2 separate regions of the Homo sapiens genome follow, and region 1 is linked to region 2. A link is an interaction called in ENCODE POLR2A ChIA-PET data of the cell type or tissue named here. Cell type or tissue: Panc1. All regions are shown on one strand. Links, peaks and the distances in the headings refer to the core of each region. The heading gives the core; the rest is flanking DNA.

Region 1 (15,699 bases), core at 3,633-8,632, 86 kb before region 2:
ATTAGGAAAGCGAGGCCAACAAATTAGGGGAATAGATTGAAGCAGGAAGAGGCCCAACACTGTCTGATTTTTGGTCTAAGGGACCTGAAAGCCTTTGAGTCTGGGTAACCTGATAACTGACTTCAGTGCTGTCCAGCCCAAATATCTGCATTGCGTCTCTTAGAGTGTTTGGAGAAGCTTGTCAAATTTTATGAAATCAACCTCTTCCGTGCTCACAGCCCTGATCTATTGCCTAGAAACATGAAAAAGTTAATGAAGTTCGTGTTTTAAGGACATCGTGCTAATGTCTAGAGACCATCATTTTCCTTCTAAGTGCTCAAAAACCATCTTGATAATCCCTTCTTGACCATATCCAGGAAATGAAACCTCCATTTGGAATAATATTTACTTATTCCTAATCCTCTGACTCCTTCCCCATTCTCCATAAGTTTTCCTTACTTACTAAAGATGTCAATAATTCCATGATCTCATCTGTCTTCCTACAATCAAGGGTAAATGTTTGGGTCTGCTTTTCATAAAGAGACCCTGGCAGGGCCTGAACTGAGCTGACCATGTAGTGGAGACCAGAACAAAGCAGGAGTTGGCAGGGGGCTCGGGACATGCAGGGAGAAGGCGGGACTGCTGCAAACACGGTGGAGGACAGAATACATTTCTTAAAGTAGCTTCAGATTAGGTAGCAGCAACTGAGTTGAGATCCCTGGGCTCAGAAGATGGACTCTGGAGTCCATAGGGCTTTCTTGGGAAGATAAACAGCTCTACAGGGAGAAAATACTTCCATGCCAGGCCCTTCCAGGGGGTCATACTTAGAATGTTGGGACTACATTGATGAATCAGAGTCTCCTTAGAGGCACTAATTGGCAGGAACAAGATGGGGAGGAGCCATCCAACTTCCAGGGATGAGCTGGATGAGGGCAGGCAGGATGTGGCTGCAGAGACGCCCCTGGGCGTCCACCCTCAGGCACAGGGAAAGGGAGTATGGTGTAATAGAAAGAGAGGACTGCTGGGATTCACACATTCCTGGTTCTAATCCTGACTCTACCACTTATTAATTGTGTAACATTAGGCAAGAATAGTGCTTCCATCCGAAGATTGACTAGAGGGTCAAATAGGATACTGTGCATAAAATGCCAATTTCCCCATTTTCCTCCCATTTCTTTGGCTCTTCCTTCTGGTTGCTCTACCCAACAGACAGCTTTCAATTCTTATCTTTCTTGCCCACTTTGAAGCACTGGCACCATTAAATAGTCACAAGGTCTTGAAATATAACTTTCCCTTGACTTCCATGAAGATCCCATCTATTCCATGACAGTAGCTACCATGTGCATGCTGACAACTCCCACGTGACTATCTCCGCACATAACTCCTTCCTAAGAGCCAGATCCATTGATATACCTGCTTCCTGAACTTTCCACATGGATGTCCTACTGACAGCTCAAACTCAACAATTCCAAATTCAGCTCATTATCTTTTCCATAAATCTTTCCCTTCCTCACCTGCGTTCTCTATATGGAGAATCCAGTCATCAAGCCCAAAACTTGGGAGTCATGGATTCAAGTGCAAGTGGTTTATTTGGGAGATGATCCCCAGAAGCATCACTGGGGGATCTTGGAAGTGAAACAAGGAAGGGAAGGAAGCCAGTATAGAGTGTTTTATCAAGCCTGGCACCCCTGTGGACAACTGGAACTGAATCCCACTGAAAAACTTGGAGATGCTGTAGAGAGCACAAGCTTCAGAGTCACTCATCCCAAGGTGCAAAGGAGCTGGGTGTTTATTTGCCAACTCCTGCCAGGCATTGGCTTATCTCTGTCACTGGCTGCCCCTTGCACTTCTGGCCTTCCATAGGTGTGATAGCATTAGGTCCCACCACCAGAGAAAACCCTCAGATGAAGTGGCACAGATGCTGATGGTTGGAAGTCAGAAATGGAACTCCTGACTGGTGCCAAGAGACATCCTGTATCGGGTCTGCCCCTTTACATGGGTGATTCTTGTTTGTTTGTTTTTTTGTTTTGTTTTTTGTTTTTTTTCTGAGACGGAGTCTCACTCTGTTGCTCAGGCTGGAGTGCAGTGGCTCGATGATCTCGGCTCACTGCAACCTCCACCTCCTCAAGCAACTCCCCTGCTTCAGCCTCCCAAGTAGCTGGGATTACAGGCACACACCACCACACCCAGCTAATTTTTTTTGTATTTTTAGTAGAGACGGGGTTTCACCATGTTGGCCATACTCGTCTCGAACTCCTGACCTCAGGCAATCCACCCACCTTGGCCTCCCAAAGTACTGGGATTACAGGCATGAGCCACTGCACCTGGCCGGTTAATTCTAAGCTAATTTTCAGATTGCCTAGTTGTCTTCTCCTCTTGGGACCCTTGTGTTTCTCTCACACTCACTCCCCATGGAGTCTGGATGGTGTGCCCCTCTCTCTCTGTTTTAGCACTGATAAGCTTGTCTTTTAATGGTTTCTTATTTAATTATGTCCCTCACTGGACTATGAGCATATTCAGAACAGAAACCAAACTCTGATTCACCTTTACATCCCCATAGTTGAGTTAATGAATGACTAAGTGAACGAAGAAAAAAGCCATAAAAGAGGTGGCACAGCACATAACCAACTGCAAGTTTTTGCAGATAACCCAGGAAAGTAGCAAATTAAAGCCAGGGCAAAGAACACCCTTCTTTCACTATTACAAATCCTATGATAACATTCGGTCAGGTCTAAACCCACAGCCAGTCTTTCCTTGTTAAGTTTAGGGTTAACAGTTCCCCTTATGACTTTATGAGGTAGAAAATATTCAGCAGAGTCAATCAAGAATGTGTCAAATGTCCTGCTTTGATCAGTCTCCGGGCAGATGTCACACTATTCCTTCTACCCTTCTTGATCCTGTCCACCTCCTAAACTCCTATTCTTCCTTTAAAGCCTGTCTCAAAAGTCCCACCTCCTTATAGGTTTCCATGACCCTCCAACCTCTAGAGAAAATTGATTTCTGCCCAGCTGCACTCTACTGTCATTGTCAGCCTTTGCTATGATATGTTCCACCACAGCCCTTCCCCTTGACAAAGATTCTTGGCTTGACGAAACTTTAGTCAGGCTCCTGAACCTCCTCCTAGGTGCTTCTGAGCACTTCCTTATAAAATCTAGTTTTAACAAAGAACCCTGCTAAGTAGGTTGAGCAAGAACGCCCTGCCCTCGATATCTGATCACCCTCCATATCTGATCACCCTCCATATCTGATCACCCTCCTTATCTGATCACCCTCCATATCTGATGATCACCCTCCATATCTGGTGATCACCCTCCATATCTGATGATCACCCTCCATATCTAATGATCACCCTCCATATCTGATCACTCTCCATATCTGATGATGACCCTCCGTATCTGATCAACCTCCATATCTGATGATCATCCTCCATATCTGATGCTCACCCTCCATATCCGATGATCACCCTCCATATCTGATGATCACCCTCCATATCTGATGATCACCCTCCATATCTAATGATGACCATCCATATCTGATCATTCTCCATATTCAATGATCACCCTCCATATCTGATCAACCTCCATACCTGATGATCACCCTCCATATGTGATCACCCTCCATATCTGATGATCACCATCCATATCTGATCATCTTCCATATTTGATGCTCACCCTCCATATCTGATGATCACCCTCCATATCTGATGATCACCCTCCATATCTGATGATCACCCTCCATATCTGATCACCCTCCATACCTGATCAGATTTCTTCACTGCCACTATCCCCCAAGTGGAGTCCGGCCATCCTGGCCTGTCTTCAGCAACCTGCTAGGTTGGTTTAGCCAGAGTCTCCTGACCCTGATGTTTCCTCTTGGTAATATGCATATGATACATAAACAGTTATACAATAGATATCCATGGTATTAAAATTTAATGGAGGCCCCATCCACTGTCCCTCCACTCTTCTCCTTGGCTATAAATTCCCACTTGTCCATACTGCATTCAGAGTTGAACTTGGCCGGGCGTGTTGGCTCACACCAGTAATCCCACCACTTTGGGAGGCCGAGGCGGGTGGATTGCCTGAGCTCGAGAGTTCGAGACCAGCCTGGCCAACATGGTGAAACCCTATCTCTACTAAAAATACAAAAAATTAGTCGGGCGTGGTGGCAGGCACCTGTAGTCCCAGCTACTTGGGAGGCTGAGGCAGGAGAATCGCTTAAACTCGGGAGGCAGAGGTTGCGGTGAGCCAATATCGTGCCACTGCACTCCAGCCTGGGTGACAGAGTGAGACTCCGTCTCAAAACAAACAAACAAACAAACAAACAAACAAGCAAAAACAGAGTTGAACTCAATCTCTCTCCTCAACCACCCATTGCCACGGACTGAATAAAGTCTGTCTTACCAGGCATTAACAAGTATCATTGAATAATTTTTTCTTTAATGCTCTTTGTAGACTATGAGTTCTTCAAAGTTAGAACCAGGGCTGGTCTTAGTCATCTTGGTGTTCCCAGTGCTTGGGAGCACAGTCCCTAGAACTGAATCCTTGCCAAATGCACGTTTTCTGAGTTGAATCCCCTTTCACTGCAAGATCTTGTCTTTGGATTGGTTTGTAACATGACTTAATGTAGCAACATCTGCCCTCCAGCGTGGAGCCAGCAGACTTGTACCATGTTCCTCCCTCTTGGCATCATCTACTTTTCTCTCTTCTTTCACCCTCTGCTCTGTGCCTACCCTTGTCCTCTCAACTTATGTGTTTACCTAAGGTGAGCGTTTTCTCATATACATCTTATTGCTTTGTCAAATCAATCTGAATAGGAAAAATCAAGAGGAACAGCATGTGTGTGCAAGAAGAAAGGCAGTATACATGTGCAGCCTGTCATTTATGCATGTGGCCTCTGGAGTCAGCACTTGTCACTTCCACTTACTCCCTGTTGACTTTAGGAACATTATTTAACACGTTTTGTCTCATTTCTATAACATTTGCAGTGATTAAGGGCTCACCTGTCATAGATGTTGTGCGTTACATGAAACCATGTATGTGCCTCACCCTTCTGCCCTGGGCCTTATCATTGCAGCTCACACCAACTTGACTGCTGGCTGCTTGCATTTGCATCTGTCTGTCTAGAGAGTACTGGGGAGTTAATGTCCCCACAAGCAGCCTTCAACCAATGACTGATGGAAGTCAGCTGTATCAGTACCCCAGCTCCCTCACCCCCTTCAGAAGGGATAACTCTGAAGCTTGTGTTTGACACTGCTTACCAGCATTACTCTGTGAGATTAAACTCCATTTGTCCACAGCTGTCAATGGCTTGAAAATCATCCTCCTCTTTCCTGCCTCACTTTCCCATTCACCTATCAGTATTTCTCAGGACCACTTTCCCAGAAATTACCAGCCCTAGAATCCTTGCCTTGGGGTTTGCTTCTGGGAGAAGGCAAACTTTGACAGTATGTAAAGTGCTTAGCTCATTCCTTGCATCTAGGAAGTCCCAGAATGGTTGTTTCTGCTGTTATAAAACTGCGGTTCATCGGTAGAAAGCAAAGATGACCATAGATGGGAGAGGTCATTCCCATCCTGTGTTCATCTTCACACTGCTCTGGGAAACCCCATATGGGCATTGCCAGGCTGTGAGAGCACAGTGAATAATGGTCAGTTTACAACACGCATTCTCAACAGGGGCTAGATTGCCCCCAAGAAGGCAAGAATTGGTTCTCGGGGGTGGGTGGTAAAAAAAAAACTTTTTTTTTAATGTATAAGACACAGATATGCATATGATACATAAACAGTTATACGATGGATATCCATGGTATTAAGATTTAATGGAGGGATCAATTAGAAAAAAGGGTCTGAAAAGGCTGGGAAACAATAGTTTGCAAGAGGCGGGAGAAGTTACTATTGACAGTACCCTGGTTTTTGACCATCCTGGGTGGCACTGTTTAGTTTGCAGGGTCATGTCCTCTTCTGGAGTGAGGAGTTAACAGCTGAACTTTCATAAAGTTGTTTGGTTAAGTTTGCCCCACAGGGCACAAGCTTTTTGGCAAAACATTCAACTGTTTGTGGTTAGGATTTTCCTGGTTCTTATTAACACCAGACCTGGTTACATTTAGAAGATCATGACGCTTGGCTCTATAAACAAAATTACCAGGTCGTGAAACACAGCATCCTTTGAATCCTTCCTTCCTGACTTCACCAAAGTCCCTCCTCCAAAGCAGACAGCATGGAATTTGACAAGAAGAAAAAAGGACCAAATTATTTGGTTCCAATACACTTCTCCTTTGTCAAAATATGATCATTTAAAAGTTTAAAAATAGAGCCCTCCTATTGACATATAAGGAGCGTGGGGTTAAAGACTTATTAGGAAGGCATCAGCAGGTGGGTAAAGCTAGTTCAAAGCAGGATGGGTACAAGAGATTGGTGTATATGTAATCAGTCTAAAGAAATCCTGCTGAAATAGGCTACATATACTCGCTGCCTGTGATACAAAACTGGTTACCATCCTCAAAGGGCCGTCAAACCATCATCTTTGGAGTTGTTCTCTACCAGACAAATTTTATTTGTAAATTATATTTGGATGATTCTATTTGGGCATTTTGGACCATTTTTTTAAGATCACCTAAATTCACCTTAACACTTTCTATAGCATTCAAGCTAGGATATGAAATCTTAACAAGTTTTATTTCTTCATTTTCTCTTTTAAGTATCTGAAAGACTACCTGAAAAACCTGAATTAGCTTATCCCTTTTACATCAAAGATGCTGGGGAGCAAGGTGCAGACAATGGTTTGCTGTAAATGTTTACGACTCCCCCAGATTTAGTACTTGCCAATTTCCATGGTGTAAATAAATACTCCAACCATAATCATCTTCAAATTACTAACAGAATGTCCTTAGGCAGAGTTAAGGAGAGATGCTCACCGTCACCATTGTGAGATGGCATATTTTGGTCCCAGCATGTCATCAGGTGTGTGCTATGACATATTTTCTATACAGTATAGTCACAACATTCAGGTTCCTTTCTGAGGAGGTACACTCAGGCCACTGGGTAAATGCCTCTGAAGAGCCAGAAAGATCAGCTCAGCTAAATAAAACTGCCCAATAAAACTGTATTCCCTGGAACCTTAATACATACCCTGAGGGGTCCTTCAGGGATTACACAATTTTAAATTCAAATTTCATTTTAAAAGTTATACTTTCTTTCTTTTTTTTTTTTTTTGGCAACAGTGTCTTGCTCTGTTAACCCAGGCTAAAGTGCAGTGCTGCAATCATGGCTCACTGCAGCCTCAAACTCCTGGGTTCAAGTGATCTTCCCTCCTCAGCCTCTCAAAAAGCTAAAACTATAGGCACACACCACCAGGCCCAGCTAATTTTTATTTTTTATTTTTTGTACAGATGGAGGGTCTCACTTTGTTCCCCAGCCTGGTCTCAAACTCCTGACCTTAAGCAATCCTGCTTTGGCCTCCCAAAGTGCTGGGATTACAAGCATGAGCCACCATGCCTGACCAAAAGTTATACTTTACAAAAATATAATAAAAATATACACATACATACATATGTAGCAAATGTATAAAGGTGCATTTGCATACATATAATAGAAGTGGTCCCCAACCTTTTTGGCACCAGGGACCAGTTTCACGGAAGACAATTTTTCCATAGACCGGGGTTGTGTGAGGGATGGTTTTGGGATGATTCAAGCACATTACATTTATTGTGTACTTTATTTCTATTATTATTACATTGTAATATATAATTAAATAATTATACAAGTCACCTTAATGTAGAATCAGTGGGTGCCCTGAGCTTGGTTTCCTGCAACTAGATGGTCCCATCTGGGGGTGATGGGAGACAGATCATCAGGCATTAGATTCTCATAAGGAGCACAGAGTGTAGATCCCTTGCATGTGCAGTTCACAATAGGGTTTGTGCTACTATGAGAATCTAATGCCACTGCTGATCTGACAGGAGGCAGAGCTCAGGTGATAATATGAGCAATGGGGAGTGGCTGTAAATACAGATGAAGCTTCACTGCCTCACTCACTGCTCACCTCCTGCTGTGCAGTCTTGGGGGGTGGGGGACCCCTGATATATAGGACTGATGAACTCCAAGTTCAGAATTCTTGTAACCTCTGAAAAGAAAAAGGATATATGATAGACAGGACTCCACAGGGCTGGGGAGTGCAGAGAGACATGTTACATCTTTAAACCTTTTTGTATATCTTTAACATTGCATACAAAATTCACAAAACACATAGCCATATATGCTTTTTATATCAAATTTCAAGCTTTTAAAAAACATTAACGTGAAATTGTGTTTCTAGATTAATTTTGGATATTTTATTTTATTTTATTTATTTTGAGACAGAGTCTTCCTGTGTCACCCAGGCGGGAGTGCAGTGGCATGATCTCAGCTCACTGCAAGTTCCACCTCCCAGGTTCAAATGATTCTCATGCCTCAGCCTCCTGAGTAGCTGGGATTACAGGCAGGCACCACCACACCAGCATAATTATTGTATTTTTAGTAGAGATGGGGTTTCACTATGTTGACCAGGCTGATCTCGATCTCCTGACCTCAAGCGATTCTCCCGCCTTGGCCTCCCAAAGTGCTGGGATTACAGGAGTGAGCCACCATACCTGGCCAGATTAATTTATTTTTCAACACACATGTTAGTGTTTTGCTGTGCGAAAACGTTAAACCATCACTAAGAATCTTGTTTATTTTTATTTTTTTTTTTGTTTAATGGAATGCATTTTTACATTTTTAAATAATTTCAAATTTACACAAAGTTTGCAAGTATAGTACAGAGACTCATAAGATGTCAGTTATCCAGATTAACACATTTTAACATTTTACCATATTTGTTTTATTTCTCTTTTTTACCTCTCACTCCACACACAACACGTGCACACATGCTCATGTGCACACACACACACTTTTTTCTAAACCATTGGACAGTAAGTTGCATGAGTCACGCCTCTTTACCACTCAATACTTTAGTGTTTACTTCTTAAGAACAAGGACATATTTTTACATCATCACAATCCAGTTACCAAATTCAGGAAATTTAACATTGATGCAATACTTTAATCTGTTGCCCATATTTCAGTTTTTCCAATTATCCCAATAATGTCATTTACAGCATTTTTTTTCAGTTAAGCATCCAACTGAGGATCATTTATTGAATTGAGTTGTCACTTCTGTTTAGAGACTCCTTCACTCTGAAATGTATCCTTAGCTTTTGTTGCCTTTTAAGACCTTTACGTTTTTAGAGCATGCAGGCCAATCATTTTTGTAGAGTGACCCTCAGTTTAGGTTTGTCTGATGCTCCTCACAGTAGATTCATGTTTTGCACCCGTGGCAGGAATGCCCCAGAGTGATGCGGTGGCCTCCTCAGTCCCAGATATCAGGAGGCACATGTGGCAGGTTTGTTTTATTCCTGGTGACACCAGCTCCAATAGTTTAGTTAAGATGGTGGTGTCCACCAAGTTTCTCTGCAGTGGGAGAATTTTAAGAGTTGTGGTTTGTCTAAAACTGAGAGATGAATCAAACTGGGAGGGTATTTAGACTTTGCTGGATGATGGCCCCAAAGCTGCTCTGAAAATGCTGTGCAGCTGGGTGAGCCGGCCTGCTCTCTGAACTGCAAGGCGTTTTCGTGGGACAAGAAAGGGCAGCATCAGCAGCCTGTTCTGTGGCTGGGGCTGCAAAAGCCATCAGTGTCGTCATGTCTGGCGTGGGGCATGCTGGTGCACAAAGAGCCGAACCAAGCTCCACAGCAGGAACTGACACCAAGCCAGGCCCCAAGGAGGCCTGTGAGTGTGGCCAGTTCCCTGCTTTGGTGACGTGATATTTATGCACCACGGCTCTTCTGAGGTTTCTCCAACTTTCCCATATAAAATGAAGATGGCCTTTCTTCTGAGCCAGGGCTGCCCAAGTGGCAGGCCACAAACCACGCATCGCCTGACCCAGGCTGGGGCAGCAGCGTCTCGGAGAAAAACAGGAAATTGGGACATACGCGCTTTCCACCGCCTGGCTACGTTATGAGTTTCTTAGTGGTTCCATGTGGCTTGAGTAACAGGGTAATTTTCCTTAATGCAGTAAAATACCCAAAGGAATGAAGATGTATTTTATTGGACAACGTTTTATTTTAGTAAATTATTTAGTGTCCAGCACTGTTTGAAGTACTCTTACAGATTCGCTCCTGAATTCATACCACACACTTTCACTGGGCCAGGAAACACGTGAAATGAGCAGGGCAGGTCTTAGGGTTTCATCCGGGTTTTATGATATGCTGGGCAGACCGTGAACATTCGACAACAGGCCGTGCTCCATCCTGTAGGGGCACACAGCCTATGTGAGATAAACAGACAGCTATAATCATGATGTTGTGGAGGCTGTCAGAGGGACCTTGGGGACCCAGAAAGGGGAAGGGCTGATAATGGGAATAGGTAATGAAGGGAAGCTAGCACAGAGATGATCTCTGACCTAAGTCTTGAGGGATAAAAAGGTGTTCACTAGCTGGGCATGCTGGCTCACACCTGTAATCCCAGCACTTTGAGAGGCCAAGGGGGGTGGATCACCTAAGGTCAGGAGTTCAAGACCAACCTGGCCAACATCGTGAAACCTTGTCTCTACTAAAAATACAAAAAGTTAGCTGGGTGTGGTGGCATGTGCCTCTAATTCCAGCTACTCGGGAGGCAGAGACAGGAGAATTGCTTGAACCGGGAGGTGGAGGTTGCAGTTGAGCCGAGATCACGCCACTGCACTCCAGCCTGGGTGACAGAGCAAGACTCCGTCTCAAAAAAAAAAAAAAAAAAAAAAAGTGTTCACCAGGTGGTGAGGCATTTTAAACAGAGACTGAGTGATGTATACAGAAACACGCAGGGTGGATGAGTCTGCGCTGGAGAGAGGGATTAGAAATGCAAATAAAGGTTTGAATGAAATTGATGAAGACCATATACGCTGTGGCAGAGTTTGGACTGATGTCAGGGCCACCTTGATTAGATTTTGTGTTTTAGGCAGGATTTCCCAAACTTGAGAGGAAGGGTTTCTGGGGAACAAGACCCTCACTATTCCTTCAGAGGTTACTGACTTTTGTGACATGGTGAGGTGGGGAGACGAAGCCACGTCATCACTGGCCACACTGAAGATGGGTTAGCACTGACCCCAGGGAAGGGCCAAACCAAGAGATAGAAAAAGCTGGGGAAATGGGGCCTGGTTGAATTGTGGAGCTGCTGGATTGGCCCATGCCACTCCATGAAGCCTCCACCCTCACCCTGGACTTTAGGCCATCCCTTAATCACTTTTACTGCTTAGAGATTTTTAAGCTTTTATTTTGTTCTTGGGTTTTTTTTTTTTTGAGAGACAGGGTCTCGCTCTGGGGCCCAAGCTGGAGTGCAGTGGTGCAATCACAGCTACTGCAGCCTCGAACTCCTAGACTCAAGTGATGCTCCCACCTCAGCCTCCCAAGTAGCTGGGAATACAGGTGTGCACCACCATGCCTGGCTAATTTTATTTATTTATTTATTTATTTATTTATTTATTTATTTATTGTAGAGAAGGGGGTTCGCTATGTTGCCCAGATGACAGTGCTGGACCCAAGCAATTCTCCCGCCTGGGCGTCCCAAAGCATTGGGATTACAGGCGTGAGCCACCTCACGGGGCCAAGTTATTTTGAAATAATGTCAAACTTCCAGAACCGTGGCAAGAATAGTTCTGAGGACTCCTCTGTACTATTTGCACAGGTTCACTGACCTGTGCCATTTTGCCCCATTTCCTGTATCAGCCTCTGAACCAGGTTAGAGTAGATTGTAGCCATCAGGCCCCTTCACCACTTACTGCACCAGTATATACTTCTGAAGAACATGGAGGTTCTCCTACATTCCCACAGTTCGATGACCCAAGAATGGAGCCTAATCATCATATGATACTTTGATCTAAACCCGAGATGCCAATTGTTATCATTTTTCCCAATAATGTCCTGTATAGCATGTTTCTTTCTCTAGTCCAGGAACTAGTCCAGATCATGTCTTTTGCAGGAAGGTGTCAGGCCTCTTTAATCTTTTTTAAGAGTGATTCCTCAGGCTAGGTGTAGTGGCTCAAGCCTGTAATCCCAACACTTTGGGAGGCCAAGGTGGGTGGATCATATAAGGCCAGGAGTTCAAAACCAGCCTGGCCAACATGGTGAAACCCCATCTCTACTAAAAATACAAAAATTAGCCAGGCACGATGGTGCACGTCTGTAATCCTAGCTACCCAGGAGGTTGAGGCACGAGAATCACTTGAACCCAGGAGGCAGAGGTTGCAGTGAGCCAAGATCGCACCACTGCACTCCAGCCTGGGCTATAGCATTAGACTCTTTCAAAAAAAAGAAAGAAAGAAAGAAAAAATGGTTCCTCAGCCTTTCTTTGTTTTTCACGACATTGATATTGATGTAGAATCTAGGCCAGTTCTATGATGGGATGTCCCTCAGTTGGAGTGGGTATGATGTTTCTTCTTGATGAGATTCCACATACACACTCTCTGTTGTAATATCCTCTAACTGATGCTGTGTTCTTCTAGGGCATCACGTCTGGAGGAACACAGCATCTGGCTGCCTTCGTTTGGGATGCTGACTTGGATCACCTGGACAAGGTGTTGCCTAATTTCTCCACTGTGTAGTTACTATCGGTCCCCTTGCAACTAACAAATACTGTTTAAGGAGATGTTATTATTTATCTTCAAGCCAATTTGAATGGGGTTTTCTGTTACTTCCAACATAAAAATTCCTAGCTGATTCAAGGGCTCATTTGTATTGCAGGATTGATTGCTGATTACCATGGAGAAGCAGGCAAGGGATTATGAAGAGAAAGACAGGAGGGATATCTTAAAAGCTTTCATTGTGGTCTGATGGGAGCAGATCTGGACCAAGGCACATGGGGATCCTAAGAGGACTAATTCATTTGGTGACACTTCTTTTTCTTTGAATTTATTTTGCAAGAGCTGAACAACAACAAAAATGATACTCTCGCCAGGTAGGTGGCTCACATCTGTAATCTTACTTTGGGAGGCCAAGACGGGGCTTCACTTTGAAGCCAGGAGTTTGAGACCACCCTGAGCAACAAATTGACACCCAGCTGAAGCTTCATCTCATGAGGTATCTTTGGGAGACAGTATATATCGTGCACCTCAGAGATGTCCTACTAAAATGAGGGAGCAGGGTTGAGGTGAGAAAAATCACTGTTGCTAGTAAATAGCAGTGCATCATGCACTATGTGGTTTCAGAATTTCCTCTTCCTCAGACTGCCAACTTAGGTCACACATTCTAGCTGTTCTAGGTTGGCTTGTTCTAGGTTTGGCTGGGAGTTAGGGCATGCATTGCCACGTGTCAAAATACTCAACAAAGATAGATCAGTGCTAGTGAGGATTGTTTCCTATCTCCACTTCTGTGGGGTCTCTACTCTGAAGGAGGTAGAACCAATGTACGCATCGCGGCTTCTCTAAGGAATCATAGGCAGGAACTCTGCCTAACAGGGACTATATTTCCAGTTAAAAATGCTGAAATGGATCCCCAGTTTATTTCAATGATGTTTATGAGGAGGACGCTAAGATTTAGGAATTGTGGACTCTTAAGTTATTTCACTGGTTCAATAATGGAGTTAGATCATTATGGGGGCAGTGCTCAGGGAAAAGCCCATGAACAGGGTGGGTGATATGGTTAGGCTTCGTGTCCCCACTCAAATCTCATCTTGAATTGTAATCCCCAGGTGTTGAAGGAGGGAGCTGGTGGGAGGTTATTGGATCATGGGGGCAGTTTCCCCCATGCCTAGTGATAGTAACTGAGTGCTCACGAGATCTGATGGTTTTATAAGAGTTCAGAAGTTCCTCCTTTTTCACTCGTCTCTCTCCTGCTGCCTTGTGAAGAAGGTGCTTGCTTCCCCTTCCACTATGATTGTAAGTTGCCTGAAACCTCCTCAGCCATGAGGAACTGTAAGTCAATTAAACCTCTTTCCTTTATAAATGACCCAGTTTCAGGAAGTTCTGTATAATAGTGTGAGAATGGACTAATACCATGGGCTTGAGCTAGTCTTTGAAGAATAGGCAGAATTTGGATATACGAAGTAGGGAAGGTGTGGGGGCACTGGTCCAAATGCAAAGGTGGGAGTGGGGATAAAATATGGATAAGATGCATGTGCGATTGTACCTCGCTCACTTCCTCCTACCATACACTCCTATGCACGTCTTACTGCAACTTTCTGCCTGGCCGTCTGAGGGTGCCATCAAGTTAATACGCCCAGGAGCAATTCTCCAACAGTGACCTACACAACCCAGCTTCCTTGACCTCAAGTGGGACACCCCTGAAGCACACTCACCCCACATCATCTGCACTCCCCTGCAGCATCATGCTCTGGTGGCCCCCAGCTATACATGTTCAGTCTTAAAGGATAAATATTCTAAAGGTAAAATCATGACATTAATAGAAAACTTTTTAAAAACTACATCAGAGTGAAATACTGGACATTGGAAACTACAAAATGTGGGACGCTGGGTAGGGAGTGAGGGTTGAAAAATTACCCATTGATTATGATGCTCACTATTCAGGTGATGGATATAGCAGAAGCCCAAACTTCACCACTACACAAAATATGCATGTAAGGTACCTGCACTTGTACTCTCTACATATATTTAATAAATAAATTAATTAAATGTTTTAAAAACTGCTTAAAATTTTTTAAACTCATTAGTGAATGAGGGAAATGGTAAAATGTCACAACTGATTTAAACATAGACTCAAATAGCACTTACATACAAATATATAACACACTTTTTCTTTTTTTAATGTTTTATTTTATTATTTTTATTTTTATTTTATTTTATTTTTGAGACAGAGTCTTGCTCTATCACCCAGGCTGGAGTGCAGTGGTGCAATCTCGGCTCACTGCAGCCTTGATCTCCTGGGCTCAGGTAATCCTCATGCCTCAGCCTCCCAAGTAGCTGGGACTACAGGCATGTGCCACCACTCTTGGCTAATTTTTTAAAGTTTTTTGTAGAGTTGGGGTCTCACTATGTTGCCAAGGCTGCTCTTGAACTCCGGGGTCAAGGGATCCTCCTGCTTCAGCCTGCCAATGTGCTGGAATTACAGGTGTGCACCACCATGTCCAACCATGTAACACACTTTTTCTGGAAAGGACCAGATAACATTTTAGGGTTTGCAGGCCACGTAGTCTCTGTTGCAACTACTCAGTTCTACCACTGTAGCCTGAAACAGCTATAGACTATATGTTAATAAAGGAGTGGTTGCTGGTGTTTCAATGAAACTTTATTCTCAAAAGCACATGGTAGGTGCATTTGGCCTAGAGACCTTCTTTGCAGACCCCTGATACAGGCAATTAAGAACCCTGAAATTGCTTTACAAGTGGATGCAAAACTGGTCAATATCCACAGGGCACTAATCAAGTGCATCTCCATAGAACCGAATTTGCATCTCTGTGGGCAACATTCATCTGCATTATTATGAGTTTTCTACAATTTACAGAATTGAAAATACAGTTGATCCTCATTATTTGTGAATTCTGTATTTGCAAATTTGCCTTCTTGCTAAAATTTATTTGTGACTCCCAAATCAATAATCATGGTGCTTTTGTGGTCATTCGTGCACATACACAGAGGAGCAAAAATTTAAATCACCTGGCACATTCCCAGCTGAGGATGAATGAAGCTCTACCTTCTTGTTTCAGCTCTCATACTGTAA
Region 2 (15,699 bases), core at 4,925-9,924:
GAGCTTTTGTTCCCATTTCTGTGTCCTCTTCTGCTGGGCCTCAGTTGATAGAACTTAAAAATTACCAAAGGCCCTAAAGGTTTTTCAGAATAGTCCTACTGTGACATGCTCTTACAAATCTTTTTTGAGGAAGTTGGGGCTCCACCCTCAAAAAGCAGCAGCCCTTCGCCATGGAGGAATAAAATCTGTAACCCCAAATATGCTAGTGATTCTTTTTCCTTTTAGAGTTTAATGGGACAAAAAAAGGCCTTGAGGAATTAAGTATGAACTTGCTTGCTCTAGGGAAACTCCCTAAGTCGGAAAACTGGACCTAGGACCAGTTTTATCAATTTCTAGCATTTTGATCTCAAATAAGGAGATAAACTGGATGGCCTCTGATAGCCCTTAAAACTTGGCTAAATATGCAGGGGTCCTTCTAAGACAATCCATTTCCCCATGCCTCTCTGCCCACCACTCTTCCCATGCTGGGTGGTGGGTAAAAGGTTTCTTCTGCTCACCTGGCAATTTCCATGCTGTCAACTGTGTTAGCCAGGCCAGGGTCCTGCCGTGTCCAGAATAATGGATTGGGGTTTCCCTTCTTCTCCAGACTAATAGAATATTACAGAGACATGTTTAATTCCATTTCAATATCCTTTTTTTTTTTTTTTTTTTTTTTTTTTACCTATAACTAGACTCAAGTTCTGAACTTCAAAATTCTAAAGAAATATTTTTATGTCTGAAGGTGTTAAGAAATCATTGGATATCAACTTCTATGTATTTTTGAAGTTGAAGTTTTTCTGGGAATTTTTTGTTTGCTCTGTGTGTGTGTATGTCTTTAACACAAATTGGAATTTGTCCTGTGCCAAAGATTTTTAGTTGATAGATATCTTCAGTATGGGCCATTATTTTCTGTCTCTCTACATAAGGGGCCTCTGGTACTAATATTCTTCCACAAGTTGTTGATCCCAGACCCACCACCTCTCTTCTCCCAACCCCGCTAAGTCCTGGCTTCATCTCCCACCTATCCAGGCATCTTGGCTGCAGCTTGGCATTTGAGGTGTATATTTGTGTTCCTTTTGATACATGGTCAAGGATCTACTGCCCCAAGATCAGGACCATGGTGGGCACAAGACTCTTGACTTCTGTCTCATCCTTGATTCATAAGATGACCCCTGCATTGGCCTCTTGTAGCTAGAAGCCTGGGCCCTCCGGCAATGCCACATCCCAGGGTGTATCTTTCTTGCCATTGCAGCTGGTTAAGACAACAGCCTGGAAAAAGATTTTAGTCTGGCATGCAGCTGAAGGGAAGCTCCTGGAGAAGCATGATATACATGGAAATTTTAACACAAAAATATCAAGAGAAGTGGCTTTTTTTTTTCTTTTTCCATCTGAAAGTTGAGGATGGCAATACCAGAGTCCAGGTTGAGCCTAGACACTAATGGTAGATGGAGAACTCTCCTGCTTCCAGGACCTGCTGGAAGCTGGCCTGTAGAAGCTTTGGGGTTTTGCTTTCTCCCAGGTCACATGAAATGCTGCCAAAACAAGCTCCAGAGTTGTGTTAATACCACAGGATTTGTCAGTCCTAGAATGGAAACACATTGCCTTGCTTTCTTTTTGTGACTATCCAAAAATTAGAAGACGGTAAGAAGTCATCCTGAAAACTCCCATGGAGCGGAACCATTACTCATAGTTTCAAAGACAGTCCAGGCACTTAGAATCAGAAGTTCTTTTCAGGTTCTGTTTATTTGTTTTGCTAACAGATTCCTTTTTTCAGCAAGAATCCATTTTTAGACACAGGGAAACTGAGATTAAACAGTGCATGGTAATGGGTGCAGGCCTCACAGTGATGAAGGGGCAGTGCTGAGGCTCTGATTCAAGTCTGACTTGGAGTCCTCTTTCCACCTAACCGCTGAAGATTAGGAGGCTGAGGGAGACTAGAATCAGGGTTGATTCCATTGAAACTATGACATGCCTTACCAAAAATAGCATTGTGATTTCAGTGCACTCACATGGGCAGGAGGTGGGTGGCTTTGATTCCGGATAAATTGATGACTGAATGTGAAAGCCCCTGAAGCTGTGTGTGGGGTTCCCACTGGGGTTTCTTCAGACCTCATGCACTGCACCTGCCTTTATCCAAGAGCACTTTCCTGCCAGGACTGTCTACCCTCTACTTTCTCCTGCACTCAGCAGGCCACTTTTGTTGGAATCCTAAATCTCATTCTCCGTGCTGGAATAAAGCATTCTGTATTTGGAGACCTTGGATGGAGCACTGGTCTCCAATGTCTGGTATTGGTGGGCATAGAATTATTGTAATTCTACACTAAAGCTCATCACTGACTTTTCTTTTTATCTTTCTTATCATTTTTTTTTTCACTATGTAGACTGCAGGAACATCATTGACTTTTACAACCAAAGCCACTCAAAGCCCACTCCTTGCTAGTTGACTTGAGCTTAGAAGGGGTGTCCATGGGAGAAATTAATGAGCAATAAGGAAGGATTTGTTTTTCTGGAAGGATTGGAGCTGCCTCCTTTTCTTGCCCCAGAGATGGCCAAAGGCCAGGTGGCTCTTGGTAGCTGTGGTGATTTTTGCCGCCCATTTCCTGATAAGCACAGAAACAAGAACGCTTTGTCTCCTGAGGCTGGAGCTGAGCAGCGGATTCTATTTGTTAGGGGGCCTCAGAAAGAAACTGCCCAGTGCCCCTAAGAATATTTCTCCCTGCCCGCTAAGCTCCTCCTCTTCCGTAAACCTTGCTGTCTGCAGATCACCTCCTCCTCAGGCCCCTGGTCATGCCTAAAGCAGACCTTTTATTAATTCCTGCACAGGGCTAGGCCTGAATATGGGCTGGGGATGAGGCCAGGCTAGTAAGGGAGAGAAGTCTGACCAGAGTGGAATGGGGTAGGGGCCCTGGAGGTGTGGGGACAGTAGGGAAGGAATGTGATGGGCCACAGATTACTTGCAGCTGAAAGAGATAAGGGATGAGGATTTGAACCCAGTTTGACAGGTAGGTAGGTAGGAGCCAGATATGGCAGGAGACATTCCAAGTAGCTTGAACTCAGTAATGAGGAAGCTGAGCAACAGCATGTAGATGTATCTACAGGATGATCTTCCCAGGCCGGCGCCGGGGTTCACACCTGGAATCCCAGCACCACTTTGAGAGGCCAAGGTGGGAGGATTGATTGAGACCAGGAGTTCGAGACCAGCATGGCCAACATGGCGAAACCCCGTCTCTACTAAAAATGCACATATTAGTCTGGCATGGTGGCGCTTGCCTAGCTGCTCGGGAGGTTGAGGCACAAGAATTGTCTGAACCTGGGAGACAGAGGTTGCAGTAAGCCGAGATTGTGTCACCACTGCACTCCAGCCCTGGGTGACAGAGCAAGATTCTATCTCAAAAAAAAAAAAAAAAAAAAGGGAAAAGCAAATTCAGCTGGGTGCGGTGGCTCACACCTATAATCCCAGCACTTTGGGAGGCCGAGGTGGGTGGATCACCTGATGTCAGGAGTTCGAGACCAGCCTGGCCAACATAGCAAAACTCTGTCTCTACTAAAAATACAAAAATTAGCTGGACGTGGTGGCGCACGCCTAAAGTCCCAGCTACTCAGGAGGCTGAGGCGGGAGAATTGCTCGAACCCAGGAGGTGGAGGTTGCAGTGAGCCGAGATCGTACCACTGCACTCCAGCCTGGGTGTCAGACTGTCTTAAAAAAAAAAAAAAAAAGCAAATTCAGTATCTTTACCATAATTAGGAAACACACTGAATACATATAACCATTAAAATAAGTAATGGCCATTAAAATTAAAACCATGCCTCCATGGATTACCTTGATGTATCCATCACTTTTTGGGAAACATTGTCAGTTTCTAACAACATTGAGATATTACAAAATATCAAAATTGGGCTAGGCATGGTGGCTTGTGCCTGTAGCCCCAGCTACTCAGGAAGCTGAGGCTGAGGCAGGAGGATCACTTAAGGCCAGGAGTTTGAGACCAGCCTGGGAAACACAGCAAGACCCCATCTCTAAAAAAGTATTTTTTAAAATTAAAAATTTAAATATCAAAATTAACCTACACTTTTCCACCATTAGAGCTTTATTTTGTTTTTGAGTTTTCCACTTAGTAGCAAAACTACAGTTCTTTATGTTTGGGAGACAAACAAGGTAATGAATCTTAAACCATAATTTAGTCAGAGTCAAAAGTAATATGGAACCTGAGTTCTGCTTTTGTTGTTGTTTTTGTTTATTGATAAGAACTTATCACATGATAATTAGCCCATTGTCTTCATTCTGTAACCACTTATTAAACACTTACCATGTAAACAATGAGAAACTTTGTTTTCATAAAAGTCTAGGAGATTCCCGGAAACCTTCAGGGAACGAGCCCTCAGGCTTCAAGAAAAGCCAGGATTTTTCGTAAAGACTGTTTTCAGGGAGTGCCTGGCCAGAAAGGTGAGACTTGCAAGGAGAGACATGGGCGGAGCCTGCCGCTCACTCCTTCAAATCCCAGGTCTGGGGCAGTCCTTGTAGATTCCACCAGGATTGGCCTGGGAAAGCCGGCAAAGCAAGCAGGTGTTGCTCTTCCAAGAGGAGAGTTCTCCATACCTTGTGGAGCCTGACATGGGAGAGAAAGTCCTGTCTAGGGCCAGGGTTTGGGGAACTGAGATACAAGCCGAAAGCCAAGCTGCTTTTGAGAAACTGTGATAATCCTTCCTCCAACTAACTGCTGACCCAGTCATCCCAGTGTCTCCAGATGACTCATGTAAGTAGAAGCAAACAGGGTACCTTGATAAAACACAAGGGTAGACCACAGATGGTTCCAGCTCCAAGGCAGATGTGATACTGACAGTGCTGAGACACAGCTGCTCGCACAGACACACGGAAGGGAGCCAGAGAACTATGGAACTTCCCCTAGGAAAGCATCATTTGACTTACGGGCCACAACCACCTTATTTATCTCCATAGGGGACTTGCCATTCATTCTATGAGGGGTTTTCAGATATTGTTAATTAACTAAACCAATCCCATCCTAGCTGAATTATGATCTAACAGTCTGCTATAGACTGGAAAAAAATATATACATATACATATTTTTTTGGAGACGCAGTATCCATCTGTCTCCCAGGCTGGAGTGCAGTGGCGTGATCTCGGCTTACTGCAACCTCCGCCTCCCAGGTTCAAGCCATTCTCATGCCTCAGCCTCCCGAGTAGCTGGGACTACAGGAGCGCGCCACCACACCCAGTTAATTTTTGTACTTTTAGTAAAGACAGGGTTTCACCATGTTGGCCAGGCTGGTGGAAAAATCATAGTACATTTTAAATATTTGTTTGAAATCACTTTTGTTCTTAAAAAAAATCAGGCACATCTTACCATAGATGATATTAAATTGTCCATTTAAAAACTCCAGTTTCTCGGGAACACTCCCCAAGGCAACTTGGAAGTATGCCCCAGACAAAAGTGATTGTCTTGAATGATTTTAATTTTAATTTTATTTATTTATTTATTGAGACAAGGTCTCACTCTGTTGCCCAGGCTCGAATGTAGTGGCATGATCACAGCTCACTGCAGCCTCAACCTCCTAGGCTCAAGCAATCCACCTCCTTCTGCCTCCGAAAATGCTGGGATTATAGGTACAGGCCACTGCACCAGGCCGTAATTTTACTTTAAAAAAAAAAAAATCTAGGCTGTACACCGTGGCTCACGCCTGTAATCCCAGCACTTTGGGAGGCCAAGGCGGGGGATTGCCTGAGTTCAGGAGTTCCAGACCAGCCTGGACAACGTGGTGAAACCTCGTCTCTACTAAAAAAAATACAAACATTAGCTGGGCATGGTGGTGTGTGCCTGTAATCCCAGCTACTTAGGAAGCTGAGGCAGGAGAATCGCTTGAGCCTGGGAGGCAGAGGTTGCAGTGAGCCAAGACTGCACCATTGCACTTCAGCCTGGGTGACAGAGCCAGACTCCGTCTCAAAATAAATAAATAAAAATCTAATTGCTCGGCTTAGTGAAGGTGTGGTTTTACACACATAGAGGAGGTTTAGGGGGCTTTTTGTTTTACTTGTTTATCCTCATGTCCTGCCACTGAGGGCAGAGCCACACAGGGCACAGCACACCTGCTGCCACCCACAGCCTAATGGATGTGCACCATCCTTGGTTGACAGAGTAAGAATTTGTCATTTTGCCTTGAACTTTATTTTTGCTATTTAACAGCCAAACTAGGTTTCTTATATCTAGAAAGTTGTTCACTTTATTTACTCAGTCAGTAAGTTTTGTCACAGAAATGGCCTCGCATCACATTTCTGTGTATTTTTGCCTTATTGTCTCTCATTTGCAAGGTCAAAGTGTACATTTCAGATGTATGGTTGGGGATGCAGCTCGCGGGAGCGGGTGATGTAGGGGGAGGTGCAAGGGAGGCTTCATAGCATGCTTTGTCTAGACCCTGGTCACTAGGACTGGTCATTAGGGGCTGCGCTGGTAGACTGTAATGTCTTCTGGAATTCTGAATTAGGACAAGAAAAGGCATGCATCGTTTGGAAGTTCTGCTCTGTGTCGATGGTTTCTCTGAGGTGAATCTGATTCTGGCAATGTTAGTAAAACTAACCCTTGTCTGCCTGGTTGTCCTACTCAGAAAGAGCTTTCTGCAATCACTTACTCTCCCACCTGCTCAGGCGACTAATGTTGGGCCATGGGAAGGAAGGAAATCCAGCCCAGTGGAAAGGCTTCTCTCATCCCATACTCCAAAGAACCTTAACCTGGTTGTCACGAGAGCAGGACAGGTGCTGGAGAGCCCTGCCCTTCCAAAGTGGATGGAATATCCACCCATCTGCTTCAAAGCCATGAGGCCCAGGTTTGGTTGTAATTGGAATGGGTGGAGGCTGTGACTTTTGGGTGAGTGTTTGTTCTCTGCCCCTAGAGGCACCTTATACTTTGCGGGCCATTCTATGGTTTGCCCATTGTATTCACATGTGGGTCTCACTGTATCTGTACCTAAGTTTTATCTCCCCATGATAGCAGCCCTAGACACCTAGACATAGTGGGAATGGCTGCACAAATAAATGAGTTTTATAGTTATAAAAACTCAGTGAGATGGTAGATATTATTACTTCTCCTCCAACCTATTATTTTGAGAAATTTCAAACATTATGGAAAAGTTGCAAAGATAGCACTGTTCAGTTAATTCACTAAGTGCTGAAATTTTGCTACATTTTCTTTATCTCCCTATTTTTTTTCTTTTTAGGGGGAGCTCATCATTTGACACTTTCTTTCTTTCTTTCTTTTGACACTTTCAAACATGTTTATACTTTGCCCTTAAATTTTTCAGTATGCATGTCCTAAGAATAAAAGCATTTTTCCTTTGTAAGCATAATAAAATTATCACACTTAAGGAAATTCTCCATTTTATTTTATTTTATTTTTGAGACAGGGTCTTGCTCTGTCACCCAGGCTGGAGTGCAATGGTGCAGTCTGGCTCACTGCAACCTCCACTTCTCGGGTTCAAACAGTTCTCCTGCCTTAGCCTCCTGAGCAGCTGTGGCTAGAACTGTAGGCACACCCCACTGTGCCTGGCTAACCTTTTTTTTTTTTTTTCTTTTTTTGGGACAGAGTCTAACTCTGTCACCCCCGCTGAAGTGCAGTGGTGCCATCTCAGCTCACTGCAACCTCCACCTCCCAAGCTCAAGCAATCCTCCCGCCTCAGACTCTTGAGTAGCTGGGACCAGAGGAACGCTCCATCATGCCTGGCTAATTCTTTTCTGTATATTTTGTAGAGACTGGGTTTTGCCATGTTGCCCGGGCTGGCCTCAAACTCCTGAGGTCAAGCGATCCATACACCTTGCCCTCCCAAAGTGCTGGGATTACAGGTGAAATTGTCCTTTATAGATCTTTTTATACTGATGCCATATATGAGTTCCAGGCTATGCACTCCATGTAGTTACCACATCTCTTTATTCACCTCGAACCTGTATTAATCCTACAGCCTGTTAAAATTCATAACATTGACATTTTTGAAGTTTTGGCCATTGGTTTTGCTGTCACTGAAATTTGGATTTTTCTGATTGTTTTCTCCTGTATACATTCAGGTGAGTCATATTTGGGAGCAGGAAAGACACCTAGGTGACATGGTACCTTCTCAGAGCCTCACACTGGGGGCACTTGATGTCAGGGCAGCTCATTTTTGGAGGAGTTAACACAGATCACTTGGTTAAGGTGACATCTACCAGTTTCCTCCATTGCCAGGGTACCTTTTCATTTTCACAAGTCATTAAGTGATCTGTGAGGTGATATTTTAAGACTATGACTATCCTATTTCCTAAGTCTTTTGCCTTCTGATTTTAGCATCCACTCAATTTTTGCTTGCATTGATTACTACCTGGTGGTGAAGGTATTGTTATTTACTATTTTCAGATCAAAAGGGCGAGGCTCAGAAAGGGACCTGAGCAAGGTCTCACATGCCCAGCTGAGCTAGGAGAGGAACCTCATGCTTCCTGCCCTGAGCTTGGCTCTGTGGCCATTCCACTATGACCATGTTTTTATTGGAATCTCCTGGATTGTATCACAGTGTTTTACCTTTTATGAACCTCTGTTCACTGCCTTCCCTCCTGTTTGCATGCAGACACCTTTCTTAGAAATCGCTAGTTTCTATGAATCTCATCAAGTTCTGTCATAGGTTGAGTTCCCTGGAAGGAGAGCCTGATTTGGGGCTTCTTGTGCAAGTGATTCAGAAGCAGCCTGCCAAGGAGTGAGGGATCCAGGATGGGAAAGGGAGGAGGCAAGGCAAAGACGTGGGCTCTGCCTGGTCCCACAGGGAGCTCAGCAGCGTGAATAGCCCCCCAGAGTTGTCTCAACTCAAGGCTAGAAGGCCACTCTTCTCCATCTCACATATGTAGAAAGTACATATCAGTATGTCACTGGCAGTGAGTCTGCTCTCAGGGAGAGGATGTAGCTTCCTGGGCATTTCCAGGAGAAGAGGGGCAGCTGTGAGCTTTCCACAGCCAACACTCGCAGCAGATGGGGCATGGGTGCCTGCCCTAGAGGAGGGGCTCTAGGTGGAGCACCAGTAGCATCCCCTACATGTTCAATGTTCTCACATTAGTTTTTTCCTGAAGGTTGTTCCTGATAAAAGCCAATTTGTCCTGTAATAATATGCTATAAACCTCAAGTGGCTGGCTGAATCAAGGTGTCAGCTTAGTCATTTGCAAAGGCAAGGGATAATTATGGTTGCTGTTTTATAAGGCCCCATGAATCTTATTCACCATCTTCCTGTCTGGGCCCTGCTTTTTAGGCTGAGGTCACTTGTCAGAACAAAGGCTTTTCAGCTCCTTGAAACCACAGAGGAGTCACAGGATGCGCCCTTCTAGGGAAGGAAGATATGTCAACGTGTTTACTTTCAGCACACATGAGCATCACGATTGTCATGTTAGACACTGTCCAATTTGGTCTTGGCAAAATATGGCCAACCTGAGATGGCAGTGATAAAATATTTATTTAGTCGCCAAGAATTCTTTTAGTGGCATGGTACCCATCCCGCGCCCGCAGCCCCTAGCAAAACAAAACCAAACCCCTAATTGATCTGAGTTAATATGCATGTTTTACACTTGGATCTCAGGCAAATGTTCCTTACAGTGTTGTCCTCAGATTGGTCACTGAGAGCTTGTTAGAAATGCAATGTCTCTGGCTCACCCCACACCTGCAGAAGCTGTGAGTCTGAAACCAGGAATCTGTGGCTTAACAAACCCCAGGTGACTTTCACGCAGGCTCTCAAGTTTGACAAATACTGATCCAAAGTAGTGGTTGTAAACTTGGTTGCACGTTGGGATCCCCTGGGGAATTTTTTTTTCTTTTTTTGGAGACGGAGTCTTGCTCTGTTGCCCAGGCTACAGTACAGTGGAAGGATCTCGGCTCACTGCAACCTCCACCTCCCATGTTCAAGGCTGCCTCAGCCTCCTGAGTAGCTGGGACTACAGGTGTGTGCCACCATGCCCAGCTAATTATGGTATTTTTAGCAGAGACAGGGTTTCACCATGTTGACCAGGCTGGTCTTGAACTCCTGACTTCCAGTGATCCAACCGCCTCAGCATCCCAAAGTGTGCTGGGATTACAGGCGTGAGCCACTGCACCTGGCTTTTCTTTTCTTTTCTTTTCTTTTTGAGACAGGGTCTTGCTCTGTTGCCCAGCCTGGAGTGCAGTGGCACGATCTCCACTCACTGCAACCTCCGCCTCCCCAAGTTCAAGCAATTCTCCCGCCCTAGCCTCCTGAGTAGCTGGGACTACAGGCACCCACCACCACTCCTAGCTACTTTTTGTATTTTAGTAGAGACAGGGATTCACCATGTTGGCCAGGCTGATCTTGAACTCCTGGTCTCAGATGATCTGCCTCCCAAAGTGCTGGGATTACAGGCTTTAGCCACCATGCCTGGCTTTTTTAGGTGATTTTTATCAGCAGCCAGGGTTGAGAATCACTTGTCTAAAGCTGGCTCTTTTACCTTCTATGAAAGGAATTTTAACACCAGCTTCACTTTGAAGAGTATGTTTTTTTAACTGCAAATATTCACTTCCCAATACCTGCAGGCCCTGGAATGGCATTTGCAGAAGGAGAAACTATTCTTTTTGGCACAGAGTCTCCTACCTGGAAATTTGTAGCAGAAGTTGAGCAAAGCTTTCACATATTTGAGAAGAAATAAAAAGATAAATCTTGAATGAATGAGTGAGATTCCTTAGGCCTGCAGAAAGTCACGAAGGTGATGGAGAGAAGTTAGGACGGGGGTCTCTGGCCAGTCCACATGCCAACACTGGGTATTATTATTGAGTCTGCACACCCAAAAATGATCGGCATAGGTTGGCTTCTTCTAAATTCAGTCCCACCTCTTAGGAGTAGAGTTGTCCATGTGGAAATATCACACTTCCTTCCTTTAATTTCCTTTTTATAACTCATCATACATTCAGTTTCATTATCCATCCTTCTCAGTGCTAAATACATTATCTAGTTCACACAGTTGAGTTCCTTTGGGTTTAGAGGATTGAAGACCATATGTACCCGAATCTAAACCTGCTTGTTTGGACATGAATGGTCAGGTCTGGTGTCCCTTGGCTGCCCCAGGATAGGGCTTGATGACCTGCTCCTTGAGAGCCAGGTTAAGTGTCAGTTCTGAGTTTGGTAAAGGGTGAGAGAACCCAGAGCGAAGCTGCCTTGGATGGAAATGTCAGCCCCCTCTCTCTGACCAGGGGCTTGACCTTGAGCAAGATCCTGACCTGAGCTAAGACTCCTGGTCCTCTCTGTAAAACCGGGATCATGGTGCCTGTGGTCCAGGGCTGCCAAGAGGAGTAAATGAGAGAATGTAGGTAAAGGGCTTGGCACACAACAGCCGCTACATGGATACAAACTGCCCTGTGCCCCTCACCCCTGTGTCCCTCACCCCTGTGCCCCTCACCCCTGTGTCCCTGACCTGACTTGGTACCCACAACATTGGATAAATACCAGAGCATGTGTAATTTCTAGTTCTGCTGTTTCAAGGCTGTTATCACTCAGGACAGCTCAGTAACTTCTTAGGCCTCGGTCTTCTCATTGGTAAAATGGGAATTAAACACTCACTGACAGAACCAGTATTGGCACCAAAAGGATGTCAATATGGTTTGGTCATTAAGACGTAATTCACATACCATAAAATTCACCCTTTTAATGTGCATGATTCGCGGGTTTTAGTACCTTCACACATTGTGCAATTATCACCACTCTCTAATACCAGAACATTTCCATCACCCTGGAAAGAAACCTGGTACCTGTTTGCAATCGCTCCCCATTCTCTTTTCTCTCCCCCATTCTCTGGAGCCCACTGATCTACTTTGTGTCTCTGTAGATTTGCTTGTTCTGGATATTTCATGTAAATCGAGTCATTCAGTATGTGGCCTTATGTCTGGCTTCTGTCACTGAACAAGATGCTTTCCAAGTATATCCATGTTGCAGCATGCGTCAGTGCCCCATTCCTTTTTATGGCTGAATAATATTCCATTGTAAGAATAGATTACTCTTTTTTTTTTCTTTTTTTGAGACAGGGCCTCACTCCTGTTGTCCAGGCTGGAGTGCAGTGGTGGGATCATGGCTTACTGCAGCCTTAAACTCCCAGGCTAGAGCCATCCTCCCACCTCAGCCTCCTGAGTAGCTGGGACTACAGGTGCGCATGACCACACCTGGCTAATTTTTGCATTTTTAGTAGAAATGGAATTTCGTCAGGTTCCACGGGCTGGCTTCAAACTCCTGGGTTCAAGTGATCTGCCTGCCTCAACCTCCCAAAGTGCTGGGATTATAGGCGTGAGCCACCACACTTGGCCACATTTTGTTCATCCACTCATCAGCTGACAGACATTTGGGTTGTTTCCGCTTGTTAGCTATTATGAGTAATGTCGACATGATTTTACGAATAGCACAGCATCACTCCTCTGTGAGGTTTTATTATAAATAATGTCAGTAATAAAAATGCTTAGATTTGTGAGAAGAAATAAAATCCAATCATTCAGGTACAAAATAAATCTGTGTGAGTGCATTTGCCTTTAGACTGGGGCATGGTTGTGCTTATGAGAAATGCTACTGAGCATTAGGAACTCACGGTTACCATCCATGCTATTTCGCATTTAGGGTTCTGTCCTCAAAGTTAGAAATGTTTTATATTGGCCAGGCAGGGTGGCTTATGCCTGTAATCCCAGCACTTTGGAATGCCGAGGTAGGCGGATCACCTGAGGTCAAGAGTTCAAGACCAGCCTGGCCAACATGGCGACACCCTATCTCTATTAAAAATACAAAAATTTAGCCGGGCATTGTGGTGTGCGCCTATAATCCCAGCTACTCAGGAGACTGAGGCAGGAGAATCACTTGAACCCAGGAGACGGAGGTTGCAGTGAGCCCAGATCGCGCCACTGCACTCCAGCCTGGGCAACAGAATAAGACTCCATCTCAAAAAAAAAAAAAAAAAAAAGAAAAGAAAAAGAAAAAAAGAAATGTTTTATGTCGGAAGACAAAGCCTGAATAAATGGCATTTAGGATGCTTAGAACTTTTGAAAATGGGGTTAGGAATAGAAGGTCAGGTCTGCCCAGTGCAAAGTGTTCTTTTTAATATTAGAGATAGAGGGTAAAATAAAACATTGTGTCTGCCCTCAGAAAGCTTTCAGTCTGGAAGAGAAGATGATTAAGGGGGCGATCACAAGATGGGGTATGTGCGGTGGCAAGCCTGGCCTATGAACTTGTAGGGACGGTCTCCTTGTTAGGGAAATGGTACTGCAGCCAGCTGACCGTGCCGCTTCTCTTTCTCCTAGCATGGTAAGACACAAGGATGGTGGCTATTCCGAGGAAGAGGACGTGAAGACCTGTGCCCGGGACTCAGGCTATGACAGCCTCTCCAACAGGCTCAGCATCTTGGACCGGCTCCTCCACACCCACCCCATATGGCTGCAGCTGAGTCTGAGTGAGGAGGAGGCAGCAGAGGTCCTGCAGGCCCAGCCTCCGGGGGTAAGACTCAGAACCTCGGGAAGCAGGTTGAAGCAGGCAGGACTGCTGCCGGCTTAAAGAAAAACACTTGGAGTTAGTTCCAGAAATTTCTTCCTAGCTTGTAAGGAGCATGTCTCTTGATGTGTAACTGGTTTTCAATGCAGAAATATTCTGTAAACCCAGGAACAGAGCCCTTCACGATGTGTCTTTCTGTCTTTATCTGCTCAGTTACCATGGGAGGTACAAGGATCCAGCAGAGAACTGAGCATCTGGGTAGCGAGTAGGGGCCACTGGCCAGAAGCCTGGGTCTGACCTCTTGAGCCTGGACACTGAGGATGAGCCTGGGTCTGAGATCCTTGGTGGCCTCTGCTACCTTCCTCTCCTTCTGAGCCTGGGAGCCCTGCCAAGGTCCAGCCATCCAACTTGGGACCCAGCCTTCAAAAGTTCTGTGTCCACAGACTTGCCTGCTCTGTAGTCCTCTTTTCCCTGGGCTTTCCACACAGACTAAAGTCTAATATGGTTTCCTCAGCTACTGTCTATCCAAGACCACTGTCCGTCCCATCCAGACCACTCCACGACTTGTGGAAGGTCCTCAAAAAAGTGACTGGAGCCGGGCACGGTGGCTCACGCCTGTAATCCCAGCACTTTGGGAGGCCAAGACGGACAGATCACTTGAGGCCAGGATTTCTAGACCAGCCTGGGCAACACAGTGGCACCCTATCTCTACTAAAATTACAAAAATTAGCCCGGTGTGGTGGCACACGCCTGTAATCCCAGCTACTCAGGAGGCTGAGGCAGGAGAATCACTTGAACACAGGAAGTGGAGGTTGCCATGAGCAGAGATTGTGCCACTGCACTCCAGTCTGGGCGACAGAGCAAGAATCTGTCCCCCCCAAAAAAAAAAAGTGATTGGTATCTCTAGTGCTATCCAATATGGTAGCTTCTTGCCCCATGTGGCTGTTTAAATTTACATGAATTAAAGCAAATAAAATTAGAAATTCAGCTCCTCAGTTACCGTAGCCACATTTTAAGTGCTCTCTGGCCTCGGCTGGCTGCCATATTAGATGGTGCAAAATTTGGAACATTGTCATTGTAGTACAAAGTTATAGTGGACGGCATTTGTGTACAGTGTCTACTTCCAAAGGATAAATACAATAAGTCACAGATAAAATAATACTTAACACGCAACACAAGATAGAAACTAAGAACTAGATGGAGAAGCAAGGAGAAAATCCCATTAGTAGCTAGCTGAGGAATGTCATAAGAATTGGGCACTAAATACCTTTTTGAGTTTCCTAGCAGTCAGAGTCTGTCTGTTCTCACTTTTTAAAAAACATATGAATCTTTCTTTATTCCTCATCAGGCAGAAACAGGTAGAACTAAGACGTCTGCTAGAACATGCTCAGGGGAACAAGGCACGGTGCTTTCTCATCTTTGCAGAGAATCCCTTGGCCATAACACAGAGCTGCTGCCTCTAGTTTTGTTCTATAGGATCAGGATTTCCTCACCTTCTGTGAAGCCTAACTTTCAGCCAGTTGAATTGTCTGCTCTTGCATTTCTGCAAAACATTCCAAAGACAGAAGTTGCTGCAGAGCTAGGCAACAGCCTGCCCAGCTCCCCCTCCCAAGGTAGGGCACGTCCACTCTTGCTGAAACCTGCATGGGAAACAAGCCAGGCATGTTCTCTCCATCCACCTGCCTGATCCCTGCACAGGGCCTGCCTGATGAGATTGGGCAGGTTGAGGGCAGGGCCAGGACAGGAGTAACGTGGACCAGGACAGTCAAGAATAACGAAGGGAGAGGCCAGGCATGGTGGCTCAGGCCTGTAATCCCAGCACTTTGGGAGGCCAAGGCGAGCAGATCACTTGAGATCAGGAGTTCGAGACCAGCCTGGCCAACATGGCGAAACCCCGTCTCTACTAAAAATACACAAGTTAGCCAGCCATGGTGGCACGCACCCATAACCCCAGCTACTCCAGAGGCTGAGGCAGGAGAATTGCTTGAACCCAGGAGGTGGAGGTTGCAGTGAGCTGAGATTGCACCACTGCACTCCAGCCTGAATGACAGACCAAGACTCCATCTAAAAATAAAATAATTAAATAAAATAAAGAAGAGAGAGAAAAGCAGGTGGCTAAAAGTGTGTGAAAAAGGAGGATTTGAGAGACTGGCCATGGTGGCATGAGTGAAGTGGGCTCTTGGGGTGCCCATCCTTAATTATTCTACAATCTAAGATAGAGGTCCACAGACTGTTTCTGTA

Evidence for each region. ChIA-PET counts read pairs that join two places held together with the same protein. Peaks named below come from ENCODE experiments on the same cell type or tissue, not always from the same donor. Only the 100,000 strongest peaks of a DNase experiment are listed, where the experiment ranks them.
Region 1: POLR2A ChIA-PET joins it to region 2 with 8 read pairs; 4 of 35 experiments call an interaction of 5 or more read pairs at or near these places.

Annotation. Positions count from the first base shown.
Region 1 is chr20:19,858,314-19,874,012 of GRCh38, forward strand. All of the region lies in intron 2 of RIN2 (Ras and Rab interactor 2), which reads left to right. Among named protein-coding and RNA genes, the nearest start is that of RIN2, 110 kb to the left of the region's middle. In Panc1, for the core only: no CTCF peak of the experiment used is centred there; no DNase peak of the experiment used is centred there; H3K27ac peaks cover 1,817 bases.
Region 2 is chr20:19,943,344-19,959,042 of GRCh38, forward strand. It overlaps RIN2 (Ras and Rab interactor 2), which reads left to right. Exons shown (of 13, transcript NM_018993.4): 5 at 13,272-13,464. Among named protein-coding and RNA genes, the nearest start is that of NAA20, 66 kb to the right of the region's middle. RefSeq lists enhancers at 14,666-15,397, 15,398-15,699. In Panc1, for the core only: no CTCF peak of the experiment used is centred there; no DNase peak of the experiment used is centred there.